2 separate regions of the Homo sapiens genome follow, and region 2 is linked to region 1. Evidence: read pairs that join two places in POLR2A ChIA-PET (ENCODE). Cell type or tissue: PC-3. All regions are shown on one strand. Each heading gives the region's core, and the rest is flanking DNA. Links, peaks and the distances in the headings are about the cores only. Region 1 has its middle 33 kb from the start of TGFBR2. Region 2 has its middle 16 kb from the start of LINC01985.

Evidence for each region. ChIA-PET counts read pairs that join two places held together with the same protein. Peaks named below come from ENCODE experiments on the same cell type or tissue, not always from the same donor. Only the 100,000 strongest peaks of a DNase experiment are listed, where the experiment ranks them.
Region 2: POLR2A ChIA-PET joins it to region 1 with 7 read pairs; 3 of 35 experiments call an interaction of 5 or more read pairs at or near these places.

The regions. Positions count from the first base shown.
Region 1 is chr3:30,570,961-30,575,368 of GRCh38, forward strand. No RefSeq gene overlaps it. Among named protein-coding and RNA genes, the nearest start is that of TGFBR2, 33 kb to the right of the region's middle. In PC-3, for the core only: no CTCF peak of the experiment used is centred there; no DNase peak of the experiment used is centred there.
Region 2 is chr3:30,500,721-30,505,128 of GRCh38, forward strand. No RefSeq gene overlaps it. Among named protein-coding and RNA genes, the nearest start is that of LINC01985, 16 kb to the right of the region's middle. RefSeq lists an enhancer at 150-199. In PC-3, for the core only: no CTCF peak of the experiment used is centred there; DNase peaks (open chromatin) are centred at 1,021 and 2,211; H3K27ac peaks cover 1,283 bases.

The sequences.
Region 1 (4,408 bases), core at 179-4,178:
AGGATGAGGGAATACTTCCAAACTCATTCTATGAGGCCAGAATTACCCCAATACCAAAATCAGAAAAAGACACATCACAAAAAGAAAACTACAAGCCAATATCGCTGTTGATTGTTGACACAAAAATCCTCAACAAAATACTAGCAAACCAATTCCAACAATACATTAGAAAGATCATTCATCATGACCAAGTGGGATTTATCCCTGGGATACAAGATAGTTCAACATATGCAAATCAATCAATGTGATACATCATATCAACAGAATGAAAGATGAAAACCATATGATCATTTCAATTGATGCTGAAAAAAGCATTTGACAAAATTTAACATCCCTTCATGAAAAAAAACCCTAAAAAACTGGGTAGAAGAAACATACCTCAACATAATAAAAGCTATATACAACAGACCCACAGCTAGCATCATACTGAATGAGGAAAAACTGAAAGTCTTTCCTCTAAGATCTGGAACATGATAAAGACTCCCACTGTCATTACTGCTATTCAACATAGTACTGGAAGTCCTAGCTAGAGCAATCAGATGATAGAAAGATGTAAAAGGCATCCAAATTGGAAAGGAAGAAGTCAAATTATCCTTATTTGCAGATTATATGATCCTATATTTGAAAAAACCTAAAGACTCCACAAGAAAACTATTAGAATTGATAAGCGAATTCAATAAAGTTGTAAGATACAAAATTAACATACCGAAATGAATAGCATTTCTATATGGCAACAATGAACAATGTAGAAAAGAAATTTAAAAAATAATTTCATTTACAATAACCACACATAAAATTTAATACATAGGAATTAACCAAATAAGTGAAATCTCTATAATGAAAACTACAAAATGCTGATGAAGGAACTTGAAGAGGATACCAAAAAATGGAAATATATTCCATGTTTATGGATTGGAAGAATCAATACTGTTAATTTGTCCATACCACCCAAAGCAATCGACAGATTCAATGCAATCCCTATCAAAATGTCAATGACATTCTTCACAGAAATAGAAAAAACAATTCTAAAATGTATAAATGGATTACAAAAGACCCAGGATAGCCAAAGCTATCCTAAGCAAAAACAAAACTGGAGGAATCACATTACCTGACTTCAAACTATACTATAGAGCTATACTAACAAAAACAGCATAGTACTGGCATAAAAACAGATGCATAGACCAATGGATTAAAATAGAGAACCAGAGACAAATCCACACACTTACAGTGAACTCATTTTTGACAAAGGTGCCAAGAACATAGACTGAGGAAAAGACAGTCTCTTCAACAAATGATGCTGGGAAAACTGGATAGCCATATGAAAACAGAATGAAACTAGATTTCTATCTCTTGCCATATACAAAAATCAAATCAAATGGGTTAAATACTTAAATGTAATACTTCAAATTATGAAACTACTACAGGCAAACTTTGGGGAAAATCTCCAGGACAATATCCTGTAGATTGGTCCTGACAATGGGCAAAGATTTTTTGAGCAATATCCCACAAGCACAAGCAATCAAAGCAAAATTAGACAAATGAGATCACATCAAGTTAAAAAGCTTTTTCAAAGAAAAGGATACAATCAACAAAGTGAAGAGATAACCCACAAAATGGGAGAAAATATTTGCAAATCACCCCTCTGACAAGGAGTCAATAACTAGAATATATAAGAAGCTCAAATAACTCTACAGAAAAAAAATCTAATAATGGATCAAAAAATAGGCAAAATTTTTAAATAGACATTTCTCATAAGAAGACATACAAATAGCAAACAGGCCTAGGAAAAGGTGCTCAACATCCTTGGTCATCAGACAAATGCAAATCAAAACTACAATGAGATATTATCCTACTCCAGTTACATACGCACATAGTAAAAATGGCTTATATCCAAAACACAGGCAATAACAAACACTGGTGAGGATGTGGAGGAAAGGGAACCCTTGTACACCGTTAGTGGGAATGTGAATTAGTGCAACCACTATGGAGAACAGTTTGGAAGTTTCTCAAAAAACAAAAAATAGAGCTACTATATGATTCAGCAATCCCACTGCTGGGTATATACCCAAAAGAAAGGAAGTCAGTATATCAAAGAGATATCTGCACTCTTATGTTTGTTGCAGCCTGTTTACAATAGCTAAGATTGGGAAGAAACCTAAATGTCTATCAATAGATGAATGGATAAAGAAAACGTACATATACATGATGGAGTACTATTCAGCCATAAAAATAATGAGATCTTGTCATTACAACAACATGAATGGAACTGGAGATCATTACGTTGAGTGAAGTAAGCCAGACACAGAAAGACAAACATCACATGTTCTCTCTTACTGGTGGGATCTAAAAATAAAATCAATTGAACTCATGGACATAGAGAGTAGAAGAATGGTTACTAGAGGCTGGGAAGTATAGTAGGGGGTTGAGGGAGAAGTGGTGATGGTTAATGGATATCAAAAGACGGAATGAATAAGACATACCATTTGAAAGCACAATAGGGCGTCTATAATCAATAATAATATAATTGTATATTTGAAAGTAACTTAAAGAAGGTAGTGGATTGTTTGTAACTGAAAGAATAAATGCTTGAGAAGATGGATACTCCATTCTCCATGATGTTGTTATTTCATGCCTGTATCAAAACATCTCAGGTACCCCATAAATATATATACCTACTATGTACCCACAAAAATGTTTTAAAATAATAATTTAAAAAATACTATACACTAGCAAATCTGAATAATGTCAGTGACATAAAGATGTTCCTCTGTAAAAATTAAAATATGTTGTTGGTTTAAGCGCTAAACAATTGCTGTGGTTATAGTTGAATTTTAACCATATATATCCGTGTGTGTGTGTGTGTGTGTGTGTGTGTGTGTGTGTGTGTGTGTGTATGTGTGCGTCATTTTTTGTGCAGCTGAAAAGGATACCACAGCCCGGGTAATTTATATTGAACAGAAACGTATTGTATCACAGTTTTGAAGGCTGGGCAGTCCGAGATCAATGGGCTGGCATCTTGCAAAAGCCTTCATGTTATATTGTCCCATGGCAAAAGGGCAAAGAGAGGACGAGAGAGAGAATAAAAGGGTACCAAACTCTTCCTTCTATAACAAACCCATTCCCATGATAATGAACTCACTTTTGCCATAATGGTATTAATCTACTTATTTTCCCCTTATGGCCTAATCACTCCTTATTAGGACCCACATTTCAACACTATTATATGGGAAATTAAACTTGGTGCCTGTGACATAAGAGGCAGAAAAGGCAGTACCATTAATCTCCAAAGTGGCTTCAGGGTCATTCTTCCAGTGTCTCATGACTAGCCTCTGACTTCATTCCATCTATACTAATCTCCTTATCAAATGGTCTCTTGGCTATACCCTCGGTTTCGCCTCCTGAAAATGTTCTTTCATTTTCTACCACAGGGCCAGATTGAAAATCATTTGAATCCTAAAGTAATGTCTAAAAATTTTCATACTTTTACTACAGTTCTCTTCTGAAATCTCACCAGAATCACTCTTAATGATCTGTTTATGGCAATACAGGGATTTTCTTGCCTGTTCCTCCAAATTCTTTCAACCGCTGCCCATTACCAATTCCAAAGAGGTTTCCACATTTTCACGTATTTGATATGGCAACACCACACTTCACTAGTACCGATTTTCTTTGTCCATTTTGTGATTCGATAATAGAATACCACAGACTGGGTAACGTATAATGAACAAAAATTTATTGGCTCATGGTTCTGTAGGCTGGAAAATCCAAGATCAAGGGGCCAGTATCTTGCAAGGATCTTCTTGCTATGTCATTCCATAGCAGAAGGGCAAAGAGAGGGTGAGAGAAAGAGTAAAAGGGGTCCAAATTCTCACTTTTATAATGAATGTACTTATATGATAATAAATGCACTCTTGTAATAATACGGGTTTTAATCTATTCCCTCTATCCTCATGGCCTAATCACCTCTCTTTGAGCCCTACCTCCTAATACTGTTGCATCGGGGATTAAGTTTCCAACACATAATTTTGGGAGGAACACATTCGAACCAACGCAATATATAAGTAGCAAGTTAGCATATTTTATAATTTCTACATTAATAAATTTTATATTCGACATGAAAATTGAGAGAATCCTTGGTTAGACAGCTTGACCCAGAATACCTAGACTCAGCTATATAAATTCACTTTGAGAGGAAGTCTGTAACAGTTTGAAATCCTTTGAGCTTGCTTCAGGCTAAAGTTCTGTTTCTGACTCCCACTGTGCTCCATATTCCTGTGTTTAAGCAGTAGCTTTGAAATAAACAATGATAGCACAGTGATTGCAAAGACAAGAAACATAATTTAGGTGACTTTAATATGTCATTCTATGGTGTTTTAATTTCTGTTTACAATTCAAGAGCAGAAACATT
Region 2 (4,408 bases), core at 246-4,245, 70 kb before region 1:
GCAACAGTAATCTGTCTAAAATTCTTATAGTGATATGTATTGCTCATTCTAATAACTTATTAATAACCACCCCTTGCTCATAGGGTAAAACCCCAGTTCCTTAACTTGGCTTTCGAAATGATTTGTGCACCTCCACAACCTGACCTCTGCCTCTGCACTCTAATCATTTTCAACTTCCTTTGGCTATGAGAAATCCCCAGCTACTCTCTTGCTTCCCAATCTCCAGGCAGCCTGTTCTCTCCTTTTGATGCAAAAGTTTCCATCTGTTTTGTTTTCTTTTTGTTGTCGTTGTTTGTTTTGGTTTGGTTTTGTGTTTTGCACCAAGTAGCTCCTACTTATCCTCAGGTCTTGGCTTCAGTGTCATATTTTGGGACGGCTTCCCTGTCCCTCAAATCTGGTAGAACTGCCACTCCTCTGAGTTCCCATGGTACACATGGCCACTGATGGTACACATACCCCTTTGGATTACGTCTGTCTGTTTACTTCTTTGTCTGTACCAGACCGCCTACTCCATGAAGGCAGAACTCAAGTCTGTCTTGTCTGTCTTTGAGTCCCTCTGCCCCATGCTCATTAAGTATATGGAAGTTGAATAAAGATAGAAAATTTCTCTATTTGTTTCCAAAGACTTTGAGGTTCATCACTTCTTTACAGAGTCTGAGCGTCCCAGTGTTGTGTGGCTGCCATAGTCAAGTGCTTCCCTTTGTGCCCAAGCGAAAAAGAGAAGAAAAGAACTGTGCTGAGGCAGGAGGCCCCACACTTTTGGAACAGTCTACTCTAGCAATGCCTCCTTATCCCCTCCCAAAAGACTGAAAAAGCTAGTAGGGTTTAAAGCCCAGACTTAAATGACATTGAACTATGCCCTATAAGACACCAATTCAGTTACTAGAGGGGTCAAGGTCAAAGTGGAATGTTTTGTGGAAAGAATAGAGATGTCATAAAACTTATAGAGTTGAGGAAATGAGTAGTTTTCTAGGAATTTTAGAATTCTGAAAGAGATTCTTGAATTTCCTGTTCTTCCTCTTCCTTGTCACCTCTTCCCTGCCTTCATACCCTCAGCCATATATGTGGCTATGGCCCACCAATAAGGATACTGGAGAAGTCCTGTCATAGAAACTCACCAAGAGAGCACTTCCACTTCTCCCCTTGGGTCCCTGCTCTAAGTCTTTGCATCTTTGCTCTTCTGGTTTTGTCACCTGGCTTCTGAAAATTCTTTAGGCCAAAAACTCCCTAGAAGCAGGGTTCAAGATGGGAATTCTTATGCACGTGATCTATTCAGGGAGTACTTCCAAGAGAAATCTATAAGAAAGTGAGAGAAATAGGACAGAGAAGGGGAAAAAACTCTAGGCAAAGATGTGGTTTCAGATGAAATCTATCTTTATTCTTCATCCTTACCCTCTGGAGGGTAAACTGTACCACAGAGCCTGCCCTATCTTAAGATGAAGAAATGAATCCTGTGCTGGTGAGTCATTGGATCAGGGCTGCCCCAGGTGGGAACAGAAGGAGTCAGGACACCAACTCCTGACACTACTGGGCTAGGCAGCTCCTGTTGCCCAAGGACACTTCCCTGGATGAGACTGCAGATGTGAGATGTTAGCAAAAGCACCCACAGCTGCTGGTAAGAGGTAAGCAGAGATTTGGCTGGGACTACAGGTCCTTTGTTTTCTGTTGGCAACTCGTTATGACCTTCTTCAGCTACAAGTCCTGGACAAGTGTGTTGTTTCTGGAAACCTCTGGTCAGTCCAGCAGCCTCTTCTCCTTCACACTCCACCCCAACCTTCCATATTTCCTGATATTATAGTTCTTTGTGAATGCTAAAATCATGATTCGTGACCCAACCATGTTCCTTGTCAGAAGCAAGGTGGGAGAAACAAATTAAGATGTTGCCATTACCACTCCCAGCTAGAACCACAAAGCAGAGACATTGCTAAGTATTTGTATTGCACAAAGAGTTATGCCTGACAGCAGTAAAATAGTAAGTTTTTATTAATGGGAGGGAGAAACTTGGTTATGCCCTTCATAAGAGTCTTAACTATGGGAAGAGTGATTGTGTATCCTTATGGAATGGAGAACAGTGGCCTCTGAGCACCTGCTTAGACCAGGTGACTAGTTCCTCATGACTCAATAGGTAAATGAGATGAACTTTGTGTAATCTTTCATGCATACCATTCATGTGATAATGTGGTAAATGGGTGGGGCTATCACCAGACAAATTTTGTTTTACATTCTAGTTTCATAGCTCATCAGCTGTTACAGCTTGGACAAGTTACTCACTTTTTGGAGACTCATTTATAAAACAGAGAGAGTACATACGTTGCAAAGTTGTTATGAAATTAAACACCACCTGGCACATAGTAGGAACTCAATAAATGAAAGTCATCATTCTCAGATTATTTCCTTCTACAGAAATAAAAACTAGAGGGGTGTGGGTGTTCAAGTGGGTATTGAAGTTGGAGTGGCAGAGAGACAGGGTTGGGGGAGAATATGTGCACTAGTGCTCAATTATTATTGTTCTGTTTAAACACCTATTACTTTATGAAATGCAACAATTTTTACATGAAACGTTATGATTATCTATACTTTAAAGAACCAGAGACCAAGAAATAGTTTGTTGTTTTTTTCTCTGTAGAGATCTGTTGATGAATATTAATGACACTCTTTACTCTCCTGCATACTTGCAAAGCTACAGGGAAACCAACTAATGCAAGTTCTAGGTTGAGGCAGTATCTGAGGTTCTTGTTGATCCCATTTCCCGTCCACCTAGCTCTTTCCAGAAAAGCCTATTCCAACATGGAAAACAGATGAAAATATCAGCTCCTTACTGAGCAGAATCAGTCCTGCCTCCTCCGGATTCTGGGGAATGGACTCAGGTCTTGGGTCTCTACATAAACCCCCAAATGCCAAGACATCTAGCTGTCTGCCCTTCAGTTATGATTCATCATAAGACTGACAGACATCCAGTCAATGTTTTTCTACAAATGACCCAGAATCTTCCTCATTCTTTCAGTAGGCAGATTCTACTTCCTTAGTGACTTTTTGTGGGTGTCATTTGAAAACTGGTATTTGTGCCATATGTCACACCAAAATTTCTCTGCTTGCCTGCATTGAGTATATATTTGCTGACAGTCTTGGGAGTTAAAGAAAAAAGGAATACCTGTTCTTAGGTAAAATGGCCCACTAGAACTCTGCTTTCATTCACCCCATTTTCTTTTCTTTTTTTTGATGGAGTCTTGCTCTGTCACCAGGCTGGAGTGCAGTGGTGCGATCTCTACTCACTGCAAGCTCCACCTGCCGGGTTCACGCCATTCTCCTGCTTCAGCCTCCCAAGTAGCTGACACTACAGGCGCCCACCACCACACCCGGCTAATTTTTTTTTTTGTATTTTTAGTAGAGACGGGGTTTCACCGTGTTAGCCAGGATGGTCTCGATCTCCTGACCTCGTGATCCGCCCACCTCGGCCTCCCCATGTCACCCCATTTTCTAAGCTCTTGAGTCCCTGATTCTGTGAATATAAACTATATTATACCTCTCTGATTCTAAAAATGTATATTAGAATATGAGACAGTGTTTGTCAACTATAGGATCTTCTGATACAGATGCTGATTCATTTGCTCTTTTTGTAATGGTTGCCATAATTACCCTAGTTTACGATAGCTTTATTATATAACAGCTTAGAAAAAAAAAGATTGTTTACTCTGGTCTCAGAACTATTCTCAGCAATTTTCATGGACTTACCTCGTTCGGTCCTCACAACTAAATCATGAGGTAGAAAACTGCTATTATACCTGTTTTACAGCTGATAAAGCTATAGTGTAGAGGTTTAAATCACTTGCTCAAAGTCAAACAGTAAAAAGGGGAGCTGACATTTGATCATGGGGCCAACTGATTCTGGCACATACATTCTTAGCACTTGTACCTTACAGAATGTCAATTGTGAGTGAATTCTATTAACTTTCTCTTCAAAGGCAAGAACACTCTCCAGCTCTAAACGTTTGAGACATACACTTTTTTCTTTTTCTTTTTTTTTTTTTTTGAGATGGAGTCTTGCTTTGTCACCCAGTCTGGAGTGTAGTGGTGTGATCTTGGCTCACTGCAATCTCCACCTCTTGGGTTCAAGCAATTCTGTCACCTCAGCCTCCCGAGTAGCTGGGATTACAGGCGCACGCCACCATGCCTGGTTAATTTTTGTATTTTTTTTAGTAGAGGCGGCCTTGTTGGCCAGGCTGGTCTCAAACTCCTGACCCAGACATACACTTTCTAAAAGTTAAATGAATTAAATTCCAGTCAAGTTTAGACATGTGGTATAATGGAACAGCTGAGCTATGTAAATAGAGTATTGTGAGTTACATTTCTTTGAATACCTACTGTATTAGTCTGTTAGCGCTGCCATAACAAAATATCAACTGGATGG